Regions from separate parts of the Mus musculus genome. Here region 1 is linked to region 2. Evidence: chromatin loops called from intact Hi-C (ENCODE). Cell type or tissue: left cerebral cortex. All regions are shown on one strand. Each heading gives the region's core, and the rest is flanking DNA. Links, peaks and the distances in the headings are about the cores only.

The links. A loop is a pair of places that touch in the nucleus more often than their neighbours do. Peaks named below come from ENCODE experiments on the same cell type or tissue, not always from the same donor. Only the 100,000 strongest peaks of a DNase experiment are listed, where the experiment ranks them.
Region 1: it touches region 2 in a loop (2.9-fold over the local background); 5 of 42 quality-filtered maps call a loop at or near these places.

What each region holds. Positions count from the first base shown.
Region 1 is chr17:87,688,060-87,696,059 of GRCm38, forward strand. It overlaps Msh2 (mutS homolog 2), which reads left to right. Exons shown (of 16, transcript NM_008628.3): 7 at 883-1,082. Among named protein-coding and RNA genes, the nearest start is that of Msh2, 20 kb to the left of the region's middle. In left cerebral cortex, for the core only: a CTCF peak has its summit at 4,061 (motif pointing right); a DNase peak (open chromatin) is centred at 4,072.
Region 2 is chr17:87,871,234-87,888,660 of GRCm38, forward strand. No RefSeq gene overlaps it. Among named protein-coding and RNA genes, the nearest start is that of Gm41649, 79 kb to the left of the region's middle. In left cerebral cortex, for the core only: CTCF peaks have their summits at 6,777 and 11,570 (motif pointing right); DNase peaks (open chromatin) are centred at 5,043, 5,227, 6,364, 6,668 and 2 more places; H3K27ac peaks cover 307 bases.

The DNA of each region.
Region 1 (8,000 bases), core at 1-8,000, 190 kb before region 2:
GGCCAGACTGAAGGAGCATTGTGATTTGTTTTGTGCTAGTGTGTTTTGCTTTTTTTTTTGCTTCAAGTCCGGGTCTTGCATAGCTCAGGTTGGCCTCAAACTCAGATTTCGTGTTCTTCCTGTCTTCATCTCCCAGGTGCTAGCATACAAGCATGGCTTACTTTACCTGTCTGTTGTGCCTGAGTTTTGTGGAAGATTGCTCACACTCTCTCTCCCTCTTCTTTCCCCTCCCCTCCCCTCCCCTCCCCTCCCCTCCCCTCCCCTCCCCTCCCCTCCCCTCCCCTCCCCTCCCCTCCCTCTCTCCTGAGACAGTTTCTCTGTATAGCCCTGGCTGTCCTGGAAGTAACTCTGCTCCTTTTTCTCCTCCTCCTCTTCTTCCTCCTCTTCCTCCTCCTCCTCCTCTTCCGATTTATTTATTTATTTTATGTTTATAAGTACACTGTAGCTGTCTTCAGACACAACCAGGAGAGAGCATTGGATCCCATCATAGATCATTGTAAGCCGCCATGTGGTTGCTGGGAATTGAACTCAGGATCTCTGGAAGATCAGTTGCTGCTCTTAACTCCTGAGCCATCTCTCCAGTCCTGCGCTTCCCCTTTTAAAGTTATTTTTTTTTTCTTTAGCTAACCATGGTGATACTCACATGTAACAAAATTCCAGCCTTAAAGAGATAGAGGCGGTGAGGATAGTGACTTGTGTGTGTGGTGGCTTGTTGCCGCACATGTGGAAGTCAGAGGACAGCGTGGGGAGTCAGTTCCCCCCAGCCGTGTGGACCTCCTGGGGATTGAACTCAGTTGTCAAGCTCGGTGGCAAGTGCCCTCCTGTTGAGCCATCTTATCACTTACTCGTGTATTTTACGTTACTTATTTATTTTTTTTCCAGGTTAAATTTAGTGGAAGCTTTTGTCGAGGATTCAGAACTGAGGCAGAGTTTACAGGAGGATTTGCTTCGCCGGTTTCCAGACCTTAACCGGCTTGCCAAGAAATTCCAGAGACAAGCAGCGAATTTACAAGACTGTTACCGACTGTATCAGGGTATTAACCAGCTCCCCAGCGTCATCCAGGCTCTGGAGAAATACGAAGGTATCGTGCGGTCAGCCAGCCAGCAGCTTTGTTTTACGTTAGCTTTTCCATTTTTCCCTCACCCCGTTTTACTTCCCTGTGTTCTAACAAATGTGCTGTTAGGTCTGTGGGGATGTTACACTTTCCAATAGGTTTGTTTTGAGTCAGGCCCAGACAGGGGTCTAGTAAGGAAAGGGACCTTGGTGGCTAGCTGTAGGAGTGTAATGTAATGATTTAGCAAGGGGGAGGGCAAGGCCTCCCAGCACCACGTTTGCCGTGTTTCCCGTGTTTGGGCCTACTAGGTCAAGGTCAGCCCAGACTGCACAACATCATGTCGCAATAAAAAGGAAGTCCATATAGTTATCTAATAGAATATATGTGAGTGAGATCATGTCCTTGACAAAGGTGTGTGTGTGGGCACTGTGGAGATGAGCGTGCTTTGCATATATAGATGGGTCGTGTGTACCCATGTGTACGCGTGCCCAGAGCTACACTTGAGAGTTTCTCTCCCGTTCAGATGCTTGCTTTCCTAGTTGGGCGATGGCCAGTTGATGTGTGCTCTTGGACTCTGCCACTCCCCCCCCCTCAGTGTGAGGTTATCGGGAGGGGCAGCCATGTCTTACTCCATCTGGGTGCTGCAGATCTGGATGTCATTCCCATTTGTCCTGAACTAGTGCTTTTGGCCATTGAGTCGTCCATCTTCCCAGTCTCCCCCTTAGCTTCCTTGGATTGAATGCAAGTTTCTACAACACTAATTTTAGTTTGTATAGTTATTAAATATCTAACATGTAAAGCATTTTGAGTTGGAATTAGACATCAACAACTCTTAGAGCTATTAAAACATACCCCGTAGGGGCTTGGCAGTAGATTGCTTATATGGCTGATAAGCGATGAGACCCAGTATCTCAAAATAGCTCTGTCAGTGTTACGGGAAAATTTGCTTTCTTTTCCAGACAAATTTAAATTCAGCTTCATGATGACAGAACACAAATTGAGTTTTGTTGTGACAATAATTTATTTTGTGTAATGTGCGGAAGCAGGAGGGCAGCTTTGGGGAGTTGGTTCTCTCCTTCTATCCTGTGGGTCACAGAACTCCGAAATCAGGTAGCCATGCTTGACAGCAAGCCCCTTACCCACTGAGCCATGTTGTGGGCCCGAGGCACCAAGGTAACTGAGGGCTAAGGAGTTTAAGCACTTGGTACACAGGCCTGGACTGAAGTTGGGGTGCTCATAGTTCCAGGTGGAGACGGGATCTTTGAAGCTCCAACCTGGCTAGCAAGACTCATCACATCAGTGAGCTCTAGTTTCAACTAGGAGACCTTGTGGGTTCGGGATCCAGAGAAAAGCTCCGCAGTTTTTAGAGCACTTCCAGAGGTCCTGAGTTCAACTCCCTCTGGTGGATCTGAAGACAGCAGCAGTAGACTGACATACATAAAATAAATACATCTTTAAAACAGAGAGGGAGAGAGACCTTCCCTCGAGACTGCCGTGGGGAAGAGCAGTCTGGAAGCTTCCTGACAGCAGCCTTCACTTGGATGTGCATCCGCTCGCATCTGAGCGTGTGGACACACGCTCATACAAACACGTGGGAAAGATGATACTTTACAAAGGGTTCTTATTTTCTCAAAGGACCTTTGTAGAAACACTCCTCCTCTCGGTTGGTTAGATGTGCCAACCGGTGGTACAAGCTCATCACTGAGCCTGGGACCCCAGTGATCTTAGAACCCATGCAGTGGAAGGGCTGACTCCTGCAGGGCTCCTGGTCTGCACACACAGCATGGCTCATATACAAAAGAGACAGAATGAAAACCTGATTCCTCCACTCTGTGACTACGAATTTCTGCTCCTCGTGCCTCAGTTTCCCCATCACATAAATGTGTAGCATCTGCTTGTTTCCTTTTTATATCATTTTGTCTGGTTTCAGCAGGAATTAGGGATGTGCTCTGACTGGGCCGCTCTAAGCAGTAAGGCCTCAGCACACAGCAGCTGTTTGGGGCTTTCTGCTTTCATGTATCTCCCACTGTACAGTAGCAGATAGATAGCCTTTTGTTTCCTAGTAAGTCACCTAGTACACGATTAATTACTCATTATTTACTCATCTACTCACTGATTGATCGATTGACACAGTGTCCTATGAAGCCCTCCCTGGGTGGCCTGGAATTCTGTATAAGCAAGGCTGGTCTCAAGCTCACGAAGACCTGCCCTGCTGAGGTAAAAGCACTGCACAACTGTGCCCAGCTTGTGTGATTTATTTATTTATTTATTTATTTATTTATTTATTTTTAATTCTCCCTTTCTGTGATTTAGCACATTTAAGTGTTCATGTTTGCCCTATTCCCTCAGCACAGATCTGGTCATGAGAGGCGGCAGAGTTTGAGGCCGGCCTGGTTTACATAGGAAGTTCTAAGATAGCAAGTACTGTGTAGAGAGACTCTTTCTCAAAAAGTAAGACTGACTGACTGACGACTGACTGACTGACTGACTGACTGACTGACTAGAAAAAACAAGTCCTAGTCTGAATCGCTTTTGGTATGAGTGCATCTTCCTCTCTCGGCTCCCGGTTCTAAAAGCCTGCACTTCTTCATCCTCTGCTTACACATCTGCTTCTGACCCTGACCGCAGGGCTGGGCTGACAGGTGCTAAGGTGCCTGTTTGTTGATAGATGTAGCCAGCGAGCGCGCACACCACACACACACACACACACACACACACACACACACACACACGCAGCCTGAGCTTATAAACTTTAAGAAGACATCTTGTTTTATGTTCCGTGTTCCCGGTTTCCTTCTGTGGGTCCTCCCATCCCCATTATTTTTAAAGAGCTCAGCACAGTTCTTTAGTGTGCGGAATTTACCGTGCTTTAAAAAGTATATTAGCATCCATTATTTTGAGATGTTACAGATAATTTGTCCTCCTGTGATGTTTTCGGTTTTGACTCATTCTAAGCTTGCTTTTTAGTCCAGAGAACAGCAAGAGTCAGGTGTGTTCACAGACAGCAGGGGGCAGCAGCAGCTTGGAAAGGGAGGGCATTTGCATTGGTTACAGTTTTTCTCTGTAAGATACTTGCCAGCTTATTGGGAGGTTCTAGCTGGGTAATGGAGTTAGCTGCACAGAGGTCCTCAACAAAAGCAGTTTTCCTATCTTTGGGAAGGTGACTGCGTGGCTTTAGTTGACCCCATGGAGCGGGGTGATGCCTGTCCAGCCAGATCACCCTCACATCTAGAAACAGGGATTTTCATGTCTATCTCAAATGTTCCAGGGTAAAATATAAAATAACGATGTTCTACATTGGACACGTTTCCAGCAGATTAAGATAACTCACGCAGACATACAGATTATTTTATGTCTAACTTATCTGTTCGGACTTTGTAAACTACTTTGAAAAGTTATTATTTTATGTGTATTTTCATGTCTATCTGTGCCTGAAACTGGTGTTACAGACCCCTAACCCTAACCCTGACCCTGACCCTGACCCTAAACCAAACCCTAACCCTGCTTGTCAGCCCCTGTGAGGGTACTGGGAATTGGACCCTTACCCTCTGGAAGAGCAGCCAGTGCTCTTAACTACTGAGCATCTCACCAGCCACATGCAAATGGAATTTTGATAGAGAGTGCATTGAGTCTTTTTGGTTGCTTAATGTAGCCATTTTCACAGTATTCTGCCAATCTATGGGCGTGGGGTGTCTTCAGTTTGTTTATCTCTCCAGGCCTGACACTTCATGCTTCAGTTAATTTAAGAAGTTCACAATTCCTTGGGTGATCTTTGACATCCAAGACCCTTACTGAGCAAGCATGAGAGATGCTGAGAAGGCTCAGAGATGGCTCAACACTTAAAAGAGCACTGGGTGCTCTTCCACAGGACCTGGGTTTGATTCCCAGCACCAGCATGGTTCATAGCCATCTGTAAATCAGGCCCAGGGGATCTGACACTGTCTTCTGGCCTCCTTGGGTACCAAACATGTCAGTGATGCCAGACAGACAGACAGGCAAAGCACCTGTGCACTTAAGGCTTTAAAATGTGAAGAAAGAGAAATTACTGATGCTGTATATAGTGGCTGATACCCATAATTCCCAAACTTAGTATGCTGAGGCAGGAGGATTGCCATAAATTCTGAGCTACATAAATTTTGGGCTACAGAATGAGACCTTGTTTCAAAAGCCAGAACAAACAAGAAGAAAAGAAAACAAAAGAAAGTCAGAGAAACAGCCAGCTTCTAGGATTTGAGAGGCTGGGGAGCCTCACTGTATCAGCCAGTGATGCGTTTAAGGCTAGCAGGGGTTAGACATGTTGAAGTCATGAAGTGAGGTGAAGTGATTAGTCACAGTGCTAGAAAATAAGGGGAGAGTGGTAGAGCTGAGGCCTGCTAGTGTGTGTTCTCTCTCCTTAAAATTAAAAGACAAAACCAAGTTGCCTTAGCCTGCAGAGTTCCAGACAGGGCATCCAGTACTCTGTAATTGGAGTTATAGATAGTTGTGAGCTGGCATGTGGTGCTGATATGGAACCCAGGCCCTCTGGAAGAGCAGTCAGCCCTCTTAACCTCTGTCTGAAGCCCTTTCCGCAGCTGTGTATCTAGTGTTTGTAACTTTGTTTCATTTTGTGCTACACAGGCTGTTTTGGCTTCTAATAAAACTTATTTTCAGAATAATGGTTTTAAACATATGAAATAAAACAAGGAGAAAAGAAACTAATTGTATTGAAGTGTAGTTATCAAGATACAAAACCTTGATACAGAGCCATACACTTGAGTTTTTGTTTTTGTTTTTGGTTTTGGTTTTTTTTTTTTTTTGGTTTTTCGAGACAAGGTTTCTCTGTATAGCCCTGGCTGTCCTGGAACTCACTTTGTAGACAAGGCTGGCCTCGAACTCAGAAATCCACCTGCCTCACACTTGTAATTAATGCATTTAAATTGTGTATGCGTGCGTCCATCTGTCTGTCCCTCTGTCCCTCCTTCCCTTCGGAAGAGACAGTAAGATATCAGGTCTCCTGGAGCTAGAGTAAATGTAGTTGTTTGCTGCCTAGTGTGGGTTCTTGGAACTAAACTTGGGTCCTCTGCGGGAGCAGCGTACAGTGTTAACTCTCCAGCTCCTTAGTTAATGCATTTAGAAAGATTGTAAGGACTGGAGAGAGAGCCGGCTAAGTGTGTAAGATGGAGAGAGAGCCGGCTAAGCGTGTAAGATGGAGAGAAAGCCGGCTAAGCGTGTAAGATGGAGAGAGAGCCGGCTAAGTGTGTAAGGTGGAGAGAGAGCCGGCTAAGTGTGTAAGATGGAGAGAGAGCCGGCTAAGCGTGTAAGGACTGGAGAGAGAGCCGGCTAAGCGTGTAAGGTGGAGAGAGAGCCGGCTAAGTGTGTAAGATGGAGAGAGAGCTGGCTAAGCGTGTAAGATGGAGAGAAAGCCGGCTAAGCGTGTAAGGTGGAGAGAGAGCCGGCTAAGCGTGTAAGGTGGAGAGCGAGCCGGCCAAGCGTGTAAGGTGGAGAGCGAGCCGGCTAAGCGTGTAAGGTGGAGAGCGAGCCGGCTAAGCGTGTAAGGTGGAGAGCGAGCCGGCTAAGCGTGTAAGATGGAGAGAGAGCCGGCTAAGCGTGTAAGATGGAGAGAGAGCCGGCTAAGCGTGTAAGATGGAGAGAGAGCCGGCTAAGCGTGTAAGGTGGAGAGAGAGCCGGCTAAGCGTGTAAGGTGGAGAGAGAGCCGGCTAAGCGTGTAAGATGGAGAGAGAGCCGGCTAAGCGTGTAAGATGGAGAGAGAGCCGGCTAAGCGTGTAAGGTGGAGAGAGAGCTGGCTAAGCGTGTAAGATGGAGAGAGAGCCGGCTAAGCGTGTAAGAGCATTTGTTGCTTTTGCAGAGGACAGGTTTGATTTCCAGCTTCTGTGGCCATCACAACCATTCCAAACTCCAGTTCTAGGGTATCTGATAACCTCTTCTGACTTCTGTGGGCACCAAGGATGCATTTTATATAAAATTAAAGATAACTAAATCTAAAGGGGAGGGGGGGATGCTGACAAGTTGGCTGTGGTAGTTTAATTCTGTATCCCAGCTGCTCAGGAGGCCGAGGCAGGAACATCGATTTTTATACAACATAGTTACAGCCTTGTTTCTAAGAGAGGAATGAAAGGCCTACTCTTGCTTCAATTTCAGAATAATGAATCTGTATTTTAAATTTGTAATTATGGATATGTGGGTCTGTTGACATGCGACTATAGGTGCCCATGGAGGCCAGAGTCTGAAACCCTTGGAGCTGGGGTTACAGCTAAACTGTGAGCTGCCCAGTGTGGGTCTCAACGTTGAACCTGGGTCCTCTGCAAGAACAATTTATGCTTGTATCCACTGAGCCATCTCGCCAACCTGGAATGCTGAGTTTAAATGAAACTTTAGGATAACTCCAAAAGCTGTTAAATGATTTCAGAGTGTGGTGGATCTTTTGACTGGTAACAGACACGGTTGTCTAATACTGTGCACCTTCATTACCTGTTTTGGGAATGCGAAAAAGGTGAAACGATGACCTGTGTCCATGCTCTGCCTTGATGTCAAGGGGTCTGTGGGCCTTGCCTTAGCTTTTGCAGGGCTTTCCAGGCTGTGGTAGTTAATGGAGAATGCAGTCTTTAAAAATCCAGTTGGAAATTGGCAACTAAGGTTCAGTGGAGGTTAAAACTCAGGGAAGGAGGCTGAGGGTGGTCATGAAGATTCCAGGAGGTCTGCATTAGAGAGGGTAGGGGACACCGAGGATGACAGGAGCCTCACATCTGCAACAGCTGTTTTTTGTGGTGTAGTGTATAGTGACTGTTCGGCGTGGGGCACTGCCTGTTGCTGTGTCGTCTCAGGCACGCACCTATCCTCTGGGTAGTTGTCATCGTCACTACCTTGTGCAGACAAGGACAGGGCTCAGGACAGGGCTGTGCTGAGGATGAGAAAGCCACAGAGCAGCATGCCCGGGCTAGCGCCAGC
Region 2 (17,427 bases), core at 3,752-11,751:
CTCTAGTTCGGCCATTCTTCCCTTACAAGGCCAAACACTTCTCAGAGGTGCCGAGAAACAACTCACAGGTCCTGTTATAATTATAATTATAATATATTATGTATAATTATAACATATATAATATAATATAATTATAATGCTGCTGTGTAGGCCTGGGGCAGGCTCAGTGATGCAGGTTTAGACTTCAGATGCAAGGCGCTAAGTCAGCTCTTGGTACTCTAAAGAATACCAGATACTTGGAACTATGTGCATGAGTGCATGCGTGTGTGGGCGGGGGAACCCCCCCCAACAAAAGCCCGTGGAACATCATGTATGCTACATCATGTATGCTCCTATATTGCTTCCTGCCCTGTATTAAGAGTCAGGGTCCCTCACGACACCTGGAGGGTGACAGTTTTTGGGTAGGCTGGTGACTAGCACGTCCCAGTGACTTTCCTCTGTGTCCCACCTGTCCGGGAGTTGGGATTGCAGGCATCACACTAGCACTAGGCTTTTCACATGGCTGCTGAGGATTTGAACTCAGTTCCATGCTTGTGCCGCAAGCACCCTTACCCACTGAGGCAGCTTCCCAACTCCCACTTGATGACTTAACAGACAGTGATTTCTCACAGCTCTGGGGGGTGGAAGTTCAATACTAAAATGCTTGTGAGTCTGGCTTTATTCTGAAGCTGCTTCTTCCGGCTTACAAACCGCCACGCTCTTTCTGCCACCGTCACGTGATGAAGCCAGTTTGCTTATCTCGTCATCTAAGGACAAGTCCTATGGGTCTGGGCTGCACCCTTATGACCTCAACTTCTTTAACCATAACTACTTCCTTAAAGGGCCACCATCAAAATACATGGACATTAGCTGGAGTCAGGACATTAGCATTCCTGTGTCACTTCATGTGTCACTGGATGAATACAAACATTTAGTTTATTACCTGAAGGAACAGAACCCTGAGAGAACTTCCCTGTGTGATGGGGTCCCTGAGAAAAGTGAATAGTCTTAGGCAGCTGCGCCTGGCCTAGTGTCAACATGCAAGCAACAAAGGATTTATCTTGTTTTGCTATCATTGTTTTGCTGCTGACAGGAGAAAGCCATTGTCTAATTATGCGCCTCAGCACCCTAGGATTGTGGGGAGAAGTCCATTTTCAATTCTTCTTAACAGCCTCCCTCTGTGGCAATTCTAGCCAATTAAGCCAGCTCCGAGGTTGCATGCAGAGAGGGCTCAGTGCCTGTGCTATATTTAGTACCAGGTGGCAGGTGGACATCAGCTGCAGAGCCCAGCACCACCACTCCTCACCACAGCGTGTCAGGATGACCCCCAAGGGCTTGTGTGGCATTCTGGAGGTGCCACACGCCAACTCTGACACCTCCCTTACTGCCCCAGATGGCTTTGGAAAAGCTACTTCAGTTGGCATGGTGCCTCTTTATGGGCAGTATGCCTTGGGCCTGCAGAAAATATTTGAAATCAGAGTTAAAAAACGCATTGGCTCTCAGAGACAAAAATGTCTAACTTGAAATTAGCAAATATTAAATGCCTATAAAATTTTAATGGTGACCTATGTATATAGCATTCTACTCACATGAATAAGTAGTTTGCTATGATATGTATGTGATTATATGAGCAATGTGGGTAATTTATTTTCAAAAAGCTAAAAATAGAAAAGCTTTCAGAAGCCAGTAAGATGGCTCAGAGGGAAAAGGTGCTTACAACCAAGTGTTCCTCTGTCTGCTCTTTTCCCGGATCCCATCCAAAGATAGAAGTTGAGAGCCAACTTCACAAAGTTGTCCTCTGGTATTCAGCTGTCATATAGCATCATATACCATATACAACAACATCAATAATTAAAGGTTTTGTTAAAAGCAAGACTAGAATCCATCTACCAAGCATGAGTCACAGAACTATGCCAGTGACACCCAGTTTACTCCGGTTACTCCTAAGGTCTATGGGCTTGTCATGTGCACATGCCCACAGTGCTCTTCCTTGGTCCCTTTCCTGTCAGCTGGAGATTGCTACTCATTGAAGGCTTCTCTAAAATAAAATAAAATAAAATAAAAATAAAATAAAAATAAAATAAAAACTTCCAGGAAGAAGCCTGCTTTGACCAGCCTTCAGCCCGATATAGATGTGACTCCTCTTCTCTTTATATGTGTGTGCTCGCACACGCATGCACACACGTGTGCGTGCATGTATGTGCGATGTGTGTGTGTCCATGTGCATGTGTAAGAATGCATGAATGCTTGTGTACATGTATGCATGCTTGTGCAAGTGTGTATGCAGATATGTGCATGCATGCATGCACATGTGTACATATGTGTGTGCATATGTGTGTGCATGTGTGTTAGAACAATGAAATAGGCCTTCCCCTAAAGAGCCTTGTCTAACCTCCCAATGGGAGACCTTCCTGCACTCTAGCCACGGCCCCAAACCCAAGCTGCCCACCGAGCTAGCAGCCTGAGCTAGCCAGACTCTCACCCGAGTGGGAACTACCCAGCGCCTTCTCCCCCTGCCCCTTTTCCCTCTGGCTCGGGGCAGACGTGCAGCAGTCCCCTGCATCCACCCGCCCAGAGACCTAGAGCTCTGGTGGGACATGGGTTATCTCTCCTACCCCCTTTATTTCCCAGTGTCCAGCACCCCACATGCCACAGGGGATTTATAAGTCAGTTATTGACATTTGGTTTTGGCAAGTTGTTTAGGAACCACCACAAGCATAGCAATGATCCCGACAGTGAATTAGAAAGCAGAATCAGGGGCTGGCATGAGGGACACTCTGAATGAGAGACACAGAAGGCAGAGACAGGGGCAGAATTAGAAACTGGCTGGCATTGGGAAAGGAGAGACAAGGGAGAGTTGACACTGCTCCCAAAGGCTGGACGTGAAGGTGAAGAAGTCTCACTGTCTCTGTGATGGTTTGTGTGCCCTCGACCCAGGGGTGGCACTATTAGGAGGTGTGGCCCTACTCCCTGTTGGAGTAGGTGTGTCACTGTGGGTATGGGCTTTAATACTCTCATCTTAGCTGTCTGGAAGACAGCCTTTAGCTAGCTGCCTTTGGAACAAGAGGTGGAACTCTCAGCTCCTCCAGCCCCACGTCTGCCTGGATGCCACCATGTTCCTGCCTTGATGATAATGGAATGAACCTCTGAACCTGTAAGCCAGCCCCAATTAAATGCTGTCCTTTATAAGAGTTGCTGTGGTCATGGTGTCTGTTCATAGCAGTAGAACCCTAACTAAGACAGTCTCCATGCACACGTGGCCCAGGAGCACCTGTTCCATCTCCTCTCAGAATGGAGCCAAGCATCAAGGGATACTCTGGCTCTGAAACCGCTTAGGAAGAAATGGAGCTGTAGACATGCATGGTAATTCTGTTACAGGAACCAAGGGAGCTGTGGCCAGGAAGGCTTCATCTGTGGACATTGCCCAGGTCCTCACCCTCCAGGCTCCTCATCGGGTGTGGTTAAAGCCCAATGCATCACTTTGTCTCCCGTCCTGTGCCTTCCCAGCCCCACATTTATCCATCTTCACTCTAGGTATGTGGCTCCAGGAACCTTAATGACTGCTAATGGTTTCCTTGTTCTTCATAGTATTAAAAGCACACAATAGTCTGGAGAGGAGGCAGGAGCAGTATTGCCCTGGCCAGCTAAGGCTATGGACTGAGCAACCCGGCAGGCAGGCCAGAGGGAGCCTGCAGCTATATCCAATAACCTGTTCAAGGAAGACACCAACACCCACCCGATTCTGAGTTTTAGTATCTTAACCCGACATCTGTTTAATCTTTCCCGGATCTACTTAGTTCTTTGCCTCGAGCTAATTTGCAAGGAAAACAAAACTGTCTGCTCCTCGCTGAGCTGCAGAGATCTGTTATGTCATGCAACAGAGTAAAAGCAGCGTTATGTCCCCAGTAATTATTTGTTTGTTGTTGCTGTTTGTTGTAATTTTGGTTTTTGAAACAGGGTCTCATTAGCCATCTATCCCTGGCAGACCTGGAACTCTCTGTGCAGACTACACTGGCCTCAAACGTGGTCTTCCTCCTCCCTCTGACTTTCCAATGCCAGGAACCTCCACACAAATTCTCATGTTGAAACCTAGTCCCCAGTGTGAGATGTTAGAAGGTGCACCTTTGGGAGGCTGTCCCCTCTTGGATAGGATTGGCAACATTACAAAGGGCTCCTTCACCTACTTCCACCAGCTCTCCAGCAAAAACCTGGTTGGTGCCCTCACCAAACATCAGGGTTGTTAATGGTTGATGTTGAACTACCCAGTGTAAACGGATGGCATGACCCTTCCATGGTATGGTTAAGGGGATGGTTTTTATTGTAGACATAAGGGAGGGAGCATCCAGCGGCATCTGGAAGAATGCAGAGAAGAAGTAGTAGACTGAACATGGCCAGCAGGATGGACCTGGCCAGGAGAGAAGCATGCACACAGAGAGGGAGGAACAGAGAGAGAGGGAGAGTGGGGAAGTGGGGAGGAGGGAGGCAGAGAGAGCCTAGCCAGGTCATAAGGAGGGTGAGGAGCTAGGGAGAGAAGCCCGTGAGCTGGAGGAGTTTAGGGAAGAGGAGGCGGAGAGCTGGGGCGCTAGCATGGCCTGTGATCACAAGCTCTGAACTATGATAACGGTTGATCTGATACGTGGTGGCTAAAGGAAAGTGGGTGGGTAGTGCACACAGTGTGGGCACACCAGGCCAGGTACACACAGCGTGGCCTCACCAGGCCAAGGGATGATCAGAAGAACAGAGAGGGCAAGTATAATACAATGAGCTATTTTGAGAGACCATGAAGAGAGATTACATTCACCTAGCACCCTGTTTACAGTATATTTATCGTGGGCGCGCTCTGTCAGACACATGAGTGCTATTTATCTTTCTATTTGTTGTCAGAAGATCCAGTAGCTTCATTGGCAGCAATCTGTCAGGTAGTCACACTGTCCTTGCCCTTGTGGTCCGACACACATTCTTTTATTCTTCTCTTATCACTAACAGTAACCCTTAGATCATACATCACATACAGTGGAGGGCGGGGGTGGCTGGGTGTAGGAGAGGGAACATATTTCCAGAGACAGCCAGACATATGTTTATGGAATTCCTGTAAGAAGTCGGAGTGAAGAGTTTTGAGAAACCAAAACTGGGAAGCTGAAATCAATGGAGAGGCAAGGTGCAAGGTGAGTAGATAGAGCTGGTCACCTGGGGTAGAGCAGGACCCTGGGGACAGAGCAGGTCACCAGGGCTGGAGGGTGCTACTGTAGGGCTGGCTGCTGCTGACTCACGGTTAGAGGCGGAGCTTCGGAGCTGAGTCTGGCTGCAGAGGAGACAGGCAACAGTGGGGACTGAGCTGAACTGGAAGTCCCTGGTACAGTGGAGAGTTCTCTACTATTTTGTCCCCTGATACACAGAGGATGGTCACCTAACAGACTGTGAGTTGGGGGGAGGGGTATTGTAAGACAGAATTCCTCTTCAGATAAAGGAGCTCTGCCTCAGGACATCCCTGAGCCCGGTGTGTCCAGAGTGCGATTTTAACACACTCACATGCTCCTACAATCCCAGTTCACCTTGACAAGTGTACAGGGTGACACCCTTTCCACACTCAGGGATAAAACCTCCATCAGTCTGTCCTTCAACACTGGTGATGCCACATGCCCGCCAAGGTAGAGCCAACCTTCTCCAAAATGAACTCTCTCAGGGCGAGGCACAGCCCGAAGACCATGGGAGAATCATGCGGGGCAGGTGCGGTCTGCACTCAACAGTATTGTTACAGTGACCCTAGTTCCTGATCAATCTGTGTTGAATTCATTATTGTTTATATATTTAGTGTTTGATTCTTGAGAGAGGGTCTTGCTATGTAGCCCAGGCTCACTACCTAGGACTCACTATGTAGTCCAGGATGTCCTGGAACTCAGGGTAACCCTCTTTGCTTTGCGTTCAGGGTGCTGACATTACACCTTCCTGTGCCTAACTTAAACATTAAACTTTATCATAGGTATGTATTTTTTTTAAAAAACCACAACATATGTACTATCTGTGACATATGTAGTGTCTGAATCCCCGAGGATGAGGGGACTTGTTCCTGTCCATCTCATCTGTGGAATGGTGGGAGGAGCGCCTCCCAGATGATGGAGAGAACTCAAAGCTCAGGAGCTGGATGGCAGTCCTGGTGTAAAACAAGGGCGTCCACCCTCGACGCGACTGCCGGTTGCCTGGGGGAAATACTTGAAAAGAAAAAGTCTGCTTTTTTGGGGCCTGCCTGGGCTTTTGTTAATAAATTTCCAGTAGGGCGCTTCCGCCACTTGCCTTTTTTTAGAGACGTGAAGAAAGGAGAATTGAAAACATTTCCTATGTTGAAATGAAAGGCACTATTTAATCTTGTCACCATCTGCCTTCGCTCCAGGCTGAGAGCCTGCAGGCCTGGCTGCCTGTTTCCTAGCGACAGGACAGACACACCTTCCCCATTAGAGACACAGCAACTGTAGACAATGCCCTTGCTCCCCCGGGACCTGGAGTGTGGCCTGGCTGGCCCTGGACACTTTCCTTCAAGCAAAGAAACCACTCTAGCTTCCTTCTCGCGGGTCACACAGCAGCAGGCCTAGCCTTTAATTAACTCGAGAAGTTCCTGTGTAGTCTTCAGAACCCAGGTTCTCTCTTCCGCTGACGCTTCACTTCTGGGAGATCCACAATGGTGTGTTCTCGGGGCGCATTCTTTCTAGAAGCTCTGAGGGAGGCTCTGAGCTGTGCGGCCTGGGTCTTAACTCCCACTGGCTCCGGCGCTCTCTGACGCCCCCTGGCTTGCAGACAGGGGGCGCCAACTCTCCATCCTCAGGCAGCTTTTCCTTCCTGTGACTGTGTCTTTCCTGTCCCTTCTGGGGACATTCGCGTAGATTTAGGGCACAACCTAATCTGTGTTGTGTGTTCATCACAACAGTCTTATTTAATTACATCGACAGAGTCCTTGATTCTAAATAAGATCACATCCTGAGGTTCCTGGTGCCATAGCCTTTGGGAAGCCAGAAACTAACCCATGGCAGAGGCCTGTCATGTCACCTGCAGCTCTTTTTTTTTTGTGGGAGAAAGGGTCTGATAAGTAAATGAGAAAGGGCATGACCATTCTAGGTATTGTTGTAGAGAGGTTCTTATGGTAGATATGAGGAAGAAGGACCAAGAGAAGACCCAAGAGAGCAAAGATGGCCAAGAGCGGAAGAACCAAGAAAGCACGGCCTAAATGGCAGGTTTATGTAGAAAGGAGAAGCTAGAGGAAGGGTAGTTTAGGGAAGGGGAGGGGAGGGGAGGGGAGGGGAGGGGAGGGGAGGGGAGGGGAGAGTTTAGGGCAGAGAGTAGGGGTAGGGAATGGAGGATGGGGTTGGGGTGGTGAGAAATGCAGAGATACCAGGACTCTAACAGGAGCTTGGTGAGAACAGAGAGCGCCTGGAAGCCTGGGTTGTTAAATAGACACCGCTGTTAGCCATTTGTCCTGAGTTTTGGGGGGAGGAGCTGACAATAAGCTGCTTATTAGGTGGCTTTACCTCTTGACCCATAACTAATGTGTGCATATATTTAAAGCCAAGCTTGGGAGGGCAGGACACTGCCTGTAAATGTAGCCCTAACCCTCACGGCAGGAATCCAGACTGGTCATTGCCTCGAGCAGTGGTTCTCAGCCTTCCTAATGCTGCAACCCTTTAACACAGTTCCTCACGTTGCAGTGCCTCCAACCATAAAGTTATTTTCATTACTACTTCATAACTGTAATTTTGCCACTACTGTGATCATGATCTGACATGCAGGGTATCTGATGTGTGACCCTGTGAAAGGGTCATCTTCTGACGATCTGCCAGCTGAGGGTCAGCCACCCCGTCTAGCTCTGCTATGCCATGGGGGATAAGAACCTGCATAGCTCGAACAGCAGGGCTCCCCTTGGACCCTTCTGCCTTTGTAGCAGCATGGTGATCAGCTGCGTGCCTCACGGGTGATTCAGGCCCACCTGGGAATAGAGACCATGAAAGCTCCTGACCCCTGGCAGGGACCCTCCCTCTGTATAGTGTCCATGTGTTTGTTTTTTAGGATGGTGGGAATTGAACCCACAGTCTCCTGCTTATAAAGCAAATGCTGTCCAGCTGAGCTGTACCCCAGCCCCTCTCCCTCTTGGTCTTCTTGTCTGGATACAAAGCAACCACCTACAGCAGCTGAAACAGACTGAAAGCCTCCAGTCCCCAACTGTCCTCACCAGTGGCTGAAACCTGACCTTCTAAAATCTACTCCTTTTGGCTCAGTACATCAACAGGCTGGGTAGGGTGCAGGCTCTGTATGCTTGACAGCTTATATTTTGTTCCCAGTACCTAAGGTAAATCAAATGCAAAAACAAAAAGAAACCTTCAGGACTATTGTAGGCATTTTTTGACTAGGGATTACAGCCTCATTCAGAAGGAACAAAGGATGTTTTATGGAAATTTCTCCTCCCACGTGGTCTCCCAAGTACTCAGACCTCCCTTGAAGCCACTGCTGTGATGGTATCTCAGCCGTCTGCAGCCTTCGTGTTCTCAGAGACACACATGCACTCATGCACACACACATAATTGGAAGGCAGCCTGCCGGGGTTTGTAGTCTGTGTTTGGGGGGTCCTTCTGCTTCAGTGGTAGAGGGCCTGCTCCAGCAGAGGCTCCATTGACCTGTGAGCATTGCCCAATTCCAAGACACACAGGCTGTTTTGGATTACTGCCAATGAGGCAGCCGAGGGTAACTTTGAATGCACACCTGCCACACTGGCATGGAAATATGTCTACAGGGTGCACTAGAAATAGCATTGTTAGGCTCATCTCCAGATGCCACGGACCTCCAAGGCCCTCTGGCCCTGGACTGAATGGCATCCCACAAAGGCCGTTTTAAGACGTGGGTGCCGTGCAGGTGGGGATGTGACTTTCATTCACCTTGGCAGGAGCACTCATATGGTTGTTATGCTTCTATTAAAGGTGTGTCCATGAAAGGGCTGCCTCCATGTCTGGCCTGCACAAAGGCTGCTCAGGGTGGCCCAAAACCAAAGGCTGCAGGCCTCTGCTCTTTCTCCAGTTCACTCTGCCCTGCCCTGAGAGACCTTGGCCAACCATTCAACCTCTGTCAGACAGTGGCACATTAATCCTCATTGTTGCCTCTCCTAGATTTGAGAAGAGATAGAAAAATGTGTTCTGGGGCTTTCTGGGAGTCTACAAAGCTACCACATTTTATTTATCAGTAATAGCAATGGCCAGGAAGTGGAGTGACCCCACAACACCCTTCCTACTGCTGTTCCTTCCAAGCTGTCTATCTTCTGCTGGGGTGTGGAGCAGAGGGTGTGTGTGTGTGTGTGTGTGTGTGTGTGTATGTGTGTGTGTGGTGTCACCACTGAGGAAACACCTTCCATTCTAAGATTACTTGTGGGCTGCACACACCCAAAAGTCCAAGGACCATCACTGTCTGCCACGGTTGGATGGGGTGGGGTATGTCTCTGAGACTTTTCAACCTGGAATCTCAGGTGCCAGCAGCTAACAGTTTCTTGACACGTGTTACATGCTTCATCCTGTGTTTCTTGATCACAGTCTTGCTTACAGCAGGTTTAAGCAGGAAAAGAATCTGGTGGTATTTGTGGGGTAGCTCACAGAATCACTTCAGTTAAATATACAGCTTGCAGCTCAGAAATTAGGAGCGCAGCTCAGGGTGAGGCAGCAAAGTCCTAACAGGCAGAGACACTGATGCGACTACCCTAGACATGGACACCAGACACTAAGAGGACTGGCTACCACAGACTGTCTTCCAATGCCTTACTTCTTGAAGTTTATTTACTTATCTTATGTACAAGTGTCTGTGTGTGTACACACACACACACACATACACACACACACACACACACATATATATATACACATATATACATATATAGACACATACATATATAGACATATACATACATATGCATATATACATACATACATACATACATATATATACATAGCTCACAGAATTTGAGCTATTGCTTGTATATGTTTTGGCTTATTGCTTGTATTATGTTAATTGGGTTCTTAAAATTACGTGGGGATTCACACGTCTGCCTGTAAGATGCAGAAGGTCCCCGCCCCCAGTTGGCTTTGATTGGTAAATAAAGTTACCAGCAGCCAACAGCCTGGCAGAGAGACAGAGGAGAGACTTTTAGGAGAGATGCAGGAGAGAGAAAGAAAGGCAGAACCATCATGCTGGGAAGCAGAAAGATCAAGTGTGAGAAGCAGAAGAGAGACAGCCAACATGTAAGAGTTGGAGATCGTGGCTCAGTGGGGCTGCAGGCCTGGGTCTGGGGTGGCCAAGATGGAATATAAGTTTAATTTCAGTAAGTGATAATTCAGGAATATCGGAGGGGAGAGTGTGTTAGCTTCAGGGAAGTTTGGAAGTGCCCAGCCATTGAGTTGTTTAAGGCATAGTAAACATAAGGCTGTGTGTGAATGTGTACGTGTGTGTGTGTGTGTGTGTGTGTGTGTGTGTCTTTCATTTGAGAATCCACAACATTGGGGCAGTAGCAAGGAAGTTGCACCTCCACCACTGGACAAGTAGAGCTGATTAATCAACTACCACTACACACACACAAAAGCATGTGTGCACACATGTGTACATGCACTCATACACACACACACATGTGCATGTGAGTGTGTGTGTGTGCAGTGCCAGTGGAGGCAAAGGATGTCAGATTCCCTGGAACTGAAATTAGAGACTGTTGACTGTTGTGAGCTGCCATGTGGGTGCTGGGAAATTAAGTTGCTCCTAACCACTGAGCCATCTCTCCAGCCCCATGTGCCCTATCTTTTAACCCTTCACAAGTGTGCCCCTGAAAACTTATGGAGGGGATTCCCAGTCCTCGGGAAGGGGGAGCAGAGAGGTAACTGTTTATAGTCAGCGTGCATAAGGACTCTGAGGCCTGCCTCCCTAGAGCATCCCCTGACTGTGAAGGGATACAGGCCTTTGCATGAAGCAGGGCCACATGCAGGGCCACCGAGATCTTTATTCTGCTACCTCTACAGATGCATCCTGACAGTGCGGCTCCCAAAGCCTTGGGATTTTTTTTAAACTCAGCTTGATAACCAAGAGCTTTCTGAATCTACTGAATTATACCCCAAAGCCAATACTGATAGATCCCTAGAAGCAAGCCTTTGGGAGAGAAAAATGGGAGGCAAAAACTGCTTGGCCTGTGGCAATGCTAACATACCTGTCCTTAAGGACTACAGAGCAGGTGAGCCTAGGGTCTCACTTTGAAACCCTGACAGAAGAGGACACTAGATGAAGAATTTGACATACCAGAGGCAGTACTCTGTGCCTTGACCGCCTTCTTTGGAAGAAGACCCTTATTACTAGCCCACCCACCTATACGCCAGTTCTAGGGTGGGTTAAGGGCCTGGAGCTGCTTTCTTTGTCCTCATGGGTGGTTTCAGCTGGATCTCTGTTCAAGCTGAACTCTCTGGGGGCCAAGAAGGGCCTGACGAGCCATGAAGATAGGGCAGAGAATACCATTTCCCCATTCCATCCTTATCAGCACTGTGAACTCTGTTCATGCCAGACAGACAGGCAGATACTGTGAGAGCTGGCAACTCAACCCCACTAGGGGGCACCAGAAACTGCAGGGCTAGTCACTGCCCAGAAGGGCAGTGGTAGTGCATGCCTTTAATCCCAGCAGGGGCATGCTGATCTCAGTGAGGCCATCCTGGTCTACAGAGTGAGTTCTAGGACAGCCAGGGCTACACAGAGAAACCCTGTCTTAGAAAACCAAATGAAAAAAGATTTACTTTATTCCTGCTTTGAGACTATGGAATTGGGGTCTGTGAGACTTTGGTGGGGTCCTCTGTATCTGTGAGGCTTTGGAGGGGCCCTCTGTATCTGTGAGACTTTTGGGGGGGGGGTCCTCCATGTCTACCAACAACCTAGGGCTTAGTTACAGCAATGCATTAAGTATGTTAAAAATATATCTCTTATCTTCTAAAAGAGTGGGATTTTTTTTTGCTAGAGCTCACAGCTGAGTTAATAATAGTTATTAACTATTATTTGAAGTTATTTGAGACTTACTTAAGACTGTTGTCCTACAGAATACTAAGCCTGTCTGTTTAACCCACCTTTAAGAGAACAACGCAATGATCAACCTTATTTGTCTTGGATTTCTTTTTTTTTATCTTTCTTTATTAGATATTTTCTTTATTTACATTTCAAATGTTACCACTTTCCTAGTTTCCCCTCCGAAAATCCCCTATCCCTTCCCCCCTCCCCTCTCTTGCTCACCAATCCACCCACTCTCTCTTCCTGGCCCTGGCATTCCCCTATACTGGGGCATAGAACCTTCACAGAACCAAGGGCCTCTCCCCCCATTGATGACCAACTAGGCCATCCTTTGCTGCATATGCAACTAGAGCCACAAGTCCCACTATGTGTTTTCTTTGGAAGGTGGATTGGTCCCTTGGAGCTCTGGAGATACTGGTTAGTTCATATTGTTGTTCCTCCTATGGGGCTGCAGACCCCTTCAGCTCCTTGGATACTTTCTCTACCTCCTTCATTAGGGACCCTGTGCTCCTTCCAATGGATGGCTGTGAGCATCCACTTCTGTATTTGCCAGGCACTGGCAGAACCTCTCAGGAGACAGCTATATCAGGTTCCTGTCAGCAAGCACTTGTTGATATCCATAATAGTGTCTGGGTTTGGTGGTTGTTTATGGGATGGATCCCCAGGTGGAGCAGTCTCTGGATGATCATTCCTTCAGTCTCCGCTTCACACTTTGTCTCTGTAACTCCTTCCATGTATATTTTGTTCTCCCTCCTAAGAAGGAGCGAGGTATCCACACTTAGGTCTTCTTTTTGAGTTTCATGTGTTTTGCGAATTGTATCTTGAGAATTCCGAGCTTCTGGGCTAATATCTACTTATCAGTGAGTGCATATCATGTGTGTTCTTTTGTGATTAGGTTACCTCACTCAGGATGATATCCTCCAGATCCATCCATTTATCTAAGAATTTCATGAATTCATTGTTTTTAATAGCTGTGTAGTACTCCATTGTGTAAATGTACCACATTTTCTGTATCCATTCCATGTTGGAGGACATCTGGGTTCTTTCCAGCTTCTGGCTATTATAAATAAGGCTGCTATGAGCATAGTGGAGCATGTGTCCTTATTACATGTTGGAACATCTTCTGGATATATGCCCAGGAGTGGTATTGCTTATGTCCAATTTTCTGAGGAACCGCCAAACTGATTTCCAGAGTGGTTGTACCAGCTTGCAATTCCACCAGCAATGAAGAGTGTTCATCTTTCTCCACATCCTTGCCAGCATCTGCTGTCACCTGAGTTTTTGATCTTAGCCATTCTGACTGGTGTGAGGTGGAATCTCAGGGTTGTTTTGATGTGCATTTCCCTGATGACTAAGGATGATGAACATTTCTTTAGGTGCTTCTCAGCCATTTGGTATTCCTCAGTTGAGAATTCTTTGTTTAGCTCTGTGCTTCAGGTTTTAATAGGGCTATTTGGTTCTCTGGAGTCTCACTTCTGGAGTTCTTTTTATATATATTGGATATTAGCCCTCTATTGGATTTAGGATTGGTAAAGATCTTTTCCCAATCTGTTGGTTGCCTTTTTTTTTTTTTTTTTTTTTTTTTTGCCTTTTTGTCTTATTGACAGTGTCCTTTGCCTTACAGAAGCTTTGCAATTTTATAAGGTCCCATTTGTTAATTCTTGATCTTACAGTACAGGCCATTGGTGTTCTGTTCAGGAATTTTCCCACTGTGCCCATATGTTCGAGGCTCTCTTCCCCACTTTCTCCTCTATAAGTTTCAGTGTCCCTGGTTTTATGTGGAGTTCCTTGATCCACTTAGACTTGACCTTAGTACAAGGAGATAAGAATGGATCAATTCGTATTCTTCTACATGCTAACTGTCAGTTGAACTAGCACCATTTGTTGGAAATGCTGTCTTTTTTCCACTGAGCTCCTTCGTCAAAGATCAAGTGACTACAGGTGTGTGGGTTCATTTCTGGGTCTTCAATTCTATTCCATTGATCTACCTGTCTATCTCTGTACCAGTACCATACAGTTGTTTGTTTGTGTGTTTGTATTTTATCACTGTTGCTCTGTAGTAAAGCTTGAGGTCAGGGATGGTGATTCCACCAGAGGTTCTTTTATTGTTGAGAAAAGTTTTTGCTATTCTAGGGTTTTTTGTTATTTCAGATGAATTTGCAAATTGCCCTTTCTAACTCTGTGAAGAATTGAGTTGGAATTTTAATGGGGATTGCTTTGAATCTGTAGATTGCTTTCATCAATATGGCCATTTTTACTATAATTAATCCTACCAATCCATGAGCATGGGAGATCTTTCCATCTTTTTTTGTTTGGTTGGTTTTTTTGAGACAGGGTTTCTCTGTATAGCCCTGGTTGTCCTGGAACTCACTTTGTAGACCAGGCTGGCCTCGAACCCAGAAATCTGCCTACCTCTGCCTCCCAAATGCTGGGATTAAAGGCGTGTGCCACCACGGCCCAGCTCTTTCCATCTTTTGAGATCTTCAATTTCTTTCTTCAGAGACTTGAAGTTCTTATCATACAGGTCTTTGACTTCCTTAGTTAGAGTTACACCAAGTTATTTTATATTATTTGTGACTATTGTAAGGGTGTTGTTTCCCTAATTTTTTTCTCAGCCTGTTTATCCTTTGTGTAGAGAAAAGCCACTGATTTGTTTGAGTTAATTTTATACCCAGCTAATTCACTGAAGTTGTTTATCAGCTTTAGGAGTTCTCTGGTGGAATATTTGGGGTCACTTATATATACTATCATATCATCCGCAAATAGTGATATTTTACTTCTTCCTTTCCATTTTGTATCCCTTTAATCTCCTTTTGTTGTCTAATTGCTCTGGCTAGGACTTCAAGTACTATATTGAATAGGTAGGGAGAAAATGGGCAGCCTTATCTAATCCCTGATTTTAGTGGGATTGCTTCAAGTTTCTCTTCATTTAGTTTGATATTGGCTACTGGTTTGCTGTATGTTGCTTTTATTATGTTTAGGTATGGGCCTTGAATCCCTGATCTTTCCAAGACTTTTATCATGGATTTTGTCAAATGCTTTCTCAGCATCTAATGAGAAGAAGATCGTATGATTTTTTGTTTGTTTGTTTGTTTGTTTGTTTATATAGTGGATTACATTGATGGATTTCTGTATATTGAACCATCCCTGCATCCCTGGGATGAAGCCTACTTGTTCATGATGGATGATTGTTTTGATGTGTTCTTGAATTTAGTTTGTAAGAATTTTACTAAATATTTTTGCATCGATATTCATAAGGGAACTTGGTCTGAAGTTCTCTTTCTTTGTTGGGTCTTTGTGTTGTTTAGGTATCAGAGTGATTGTGGCTTCATAGAATTAATTGGGTAGAGTGCCTTCTCTTTCTATTTTGTGGAATAGTTTGAGGAATATTGGTATTAGGTCATCATTGAAGGTCTGATAGAACTCTGAACTAAACCTGTCTGGTCCTGGGTTTTTTTTTTTTTTTTTTTTTTTTTGGTTGGGAGACTGTTTATGACTCTTTCCATTTCTTTAGGGGTTATGGGACTGTTTAGATCGTTAATCTGATCCTGATTTAACTTTGGTACCTGATATCTGTCTAGAAAATTGTCCACTTCAACTAGATTTTCCATAGCCTTTTGTAGTAGGTCTGATGATTTTTTTGGATTTCCTCAGATTTTGTTGTTATGTCTCCCTTTTCATTCCTGATTTTGTTAATTAGGATACTGTCCCTGTGCCCTCTAGTTAGTCTGGCTAAGGGTTTATCTATCTTGTTGATTTTCTCAAAGAACCAGCTCCTGATTTTGTTGATTCTTTATATAGTTCTTTTTGTTTCCACTTGGTTGTTTTCAGCCCTGAGTTTGGTTATTTCCTGCTGTCTACTCCTCTTGGGTGAATTTGCTTCATTTTGTTCTATAGCTTTTAGGTGTGCTGTCAAGCTGCTAGTGTATGTTCTCTCCAGTTTCTTTTTGGAGGCACTCAGAGCTATTTTTCCTCCTAGGAATACTTTCATTGTGTCCCAAAAGTTTGGGTATGTTCTGGCTTCATTTTCTTTTCTTATTTATTTATTTATTGATTGATTGGTTTTTTTGAGACAGGGTTTCTCTGTATAGTCCTGGCTGTCCTGGAACTCACTCTGTAGACCAGGCTGGCCTCGAACTCAGAAATCTGCCTGCCTCTACCTCCCAAGTGCTGGGATTAAAGGCATGCGCCACCACTGCCCGGCCTGGCTTCATTTTTCATTAAACACTAAAAAGTCTTTAATTTCTTTATTTCTTCCTTGACCAAGATATCATTGAGTAGAATGTTGTTCAGCTTCTACGTGTATGTGGGCTTTCTATTATTTATGTTGTTATTGAAGATCAGCCGTAGTACATCGTGATCTGATAGGGTGCATGGGATTATTTCAATATTTTTGTATCTGTTGAAGCCTGTTCTTTGACCGATTATATGGTCAATTTTGGAGAAAGTACCATGAAGTGCAGAGAAGAAGGTATATCCTTTTGTTTTAGGATTAAATGTTCTATAGATATCTGTTAAATATATTTGTTTCATAACTTCCTTAGTTTTACTGTGTCTCTGTTCAGTTTCTCTTTCCATGATCTGTCCATTGATGAGAGTGGGATGTTGAAGTCTCCTACTATTCTTGTGTGTGGTGCAATGTGTACTTTGAGCTTTAGCAAAGTTTCCTTAATGAATGTGGATGCCCTTGCATTTGGAGCATAGATATTCAGAATTGATAATTCATCTAGGTAGATATTACCTTTGATGAGTATGAAGTGTACCTCCTTGTCTTTTTTGATAACTTTAGATTGAAAGTCAATTTTATTTGATATTAGAATGGGTACTCCAGATTTTTTTCTTGGGACCATTTTCTTGGAAAATTGTTTTCCAGCCTTGTACTCTGAGGTAGTGTCTGTCTTTGTCACTGAGGTGGGTTTCCTGTATGCAGCAAAATGTCCGATCCTGTTTACGTAGCCAGTCTGTTAGTATATGTCTTTTCATTGGGGAATTGAGTCCACTGATATTAAAAGATATTAAGGAAAAAAGAAGGTTGCTTCCTGTTATTTTTGTTGTAAGAGTTGGGATTCTGTTCATGTGACTATATGCTATCTTCTTTTAGATTTGTTGAAAGATTACTTTCTTGCTTTTTCTAGGGCGTAATTTCCCTCCTTGTGTTGGAGTTTTCCCTTTATCATCCTTTGAAGGGCTAGATTAATGGAAAGATATTGTGTAAATTTGATTTTGTCATGGAATACTTTGGTTTCTCCATCTATGGTAATTGAGAGTTTTGCTGGGTATAGTAGCCTGGGCTGGCATTTGTGTTCTCTCAGGGTCTGTATGACATCTGCCCAGGATCTTCTGGCTTTCATAGTCTCTGGTGAGAAGTCGAGTGTAATTCTGATAGGTCTGCCTTTA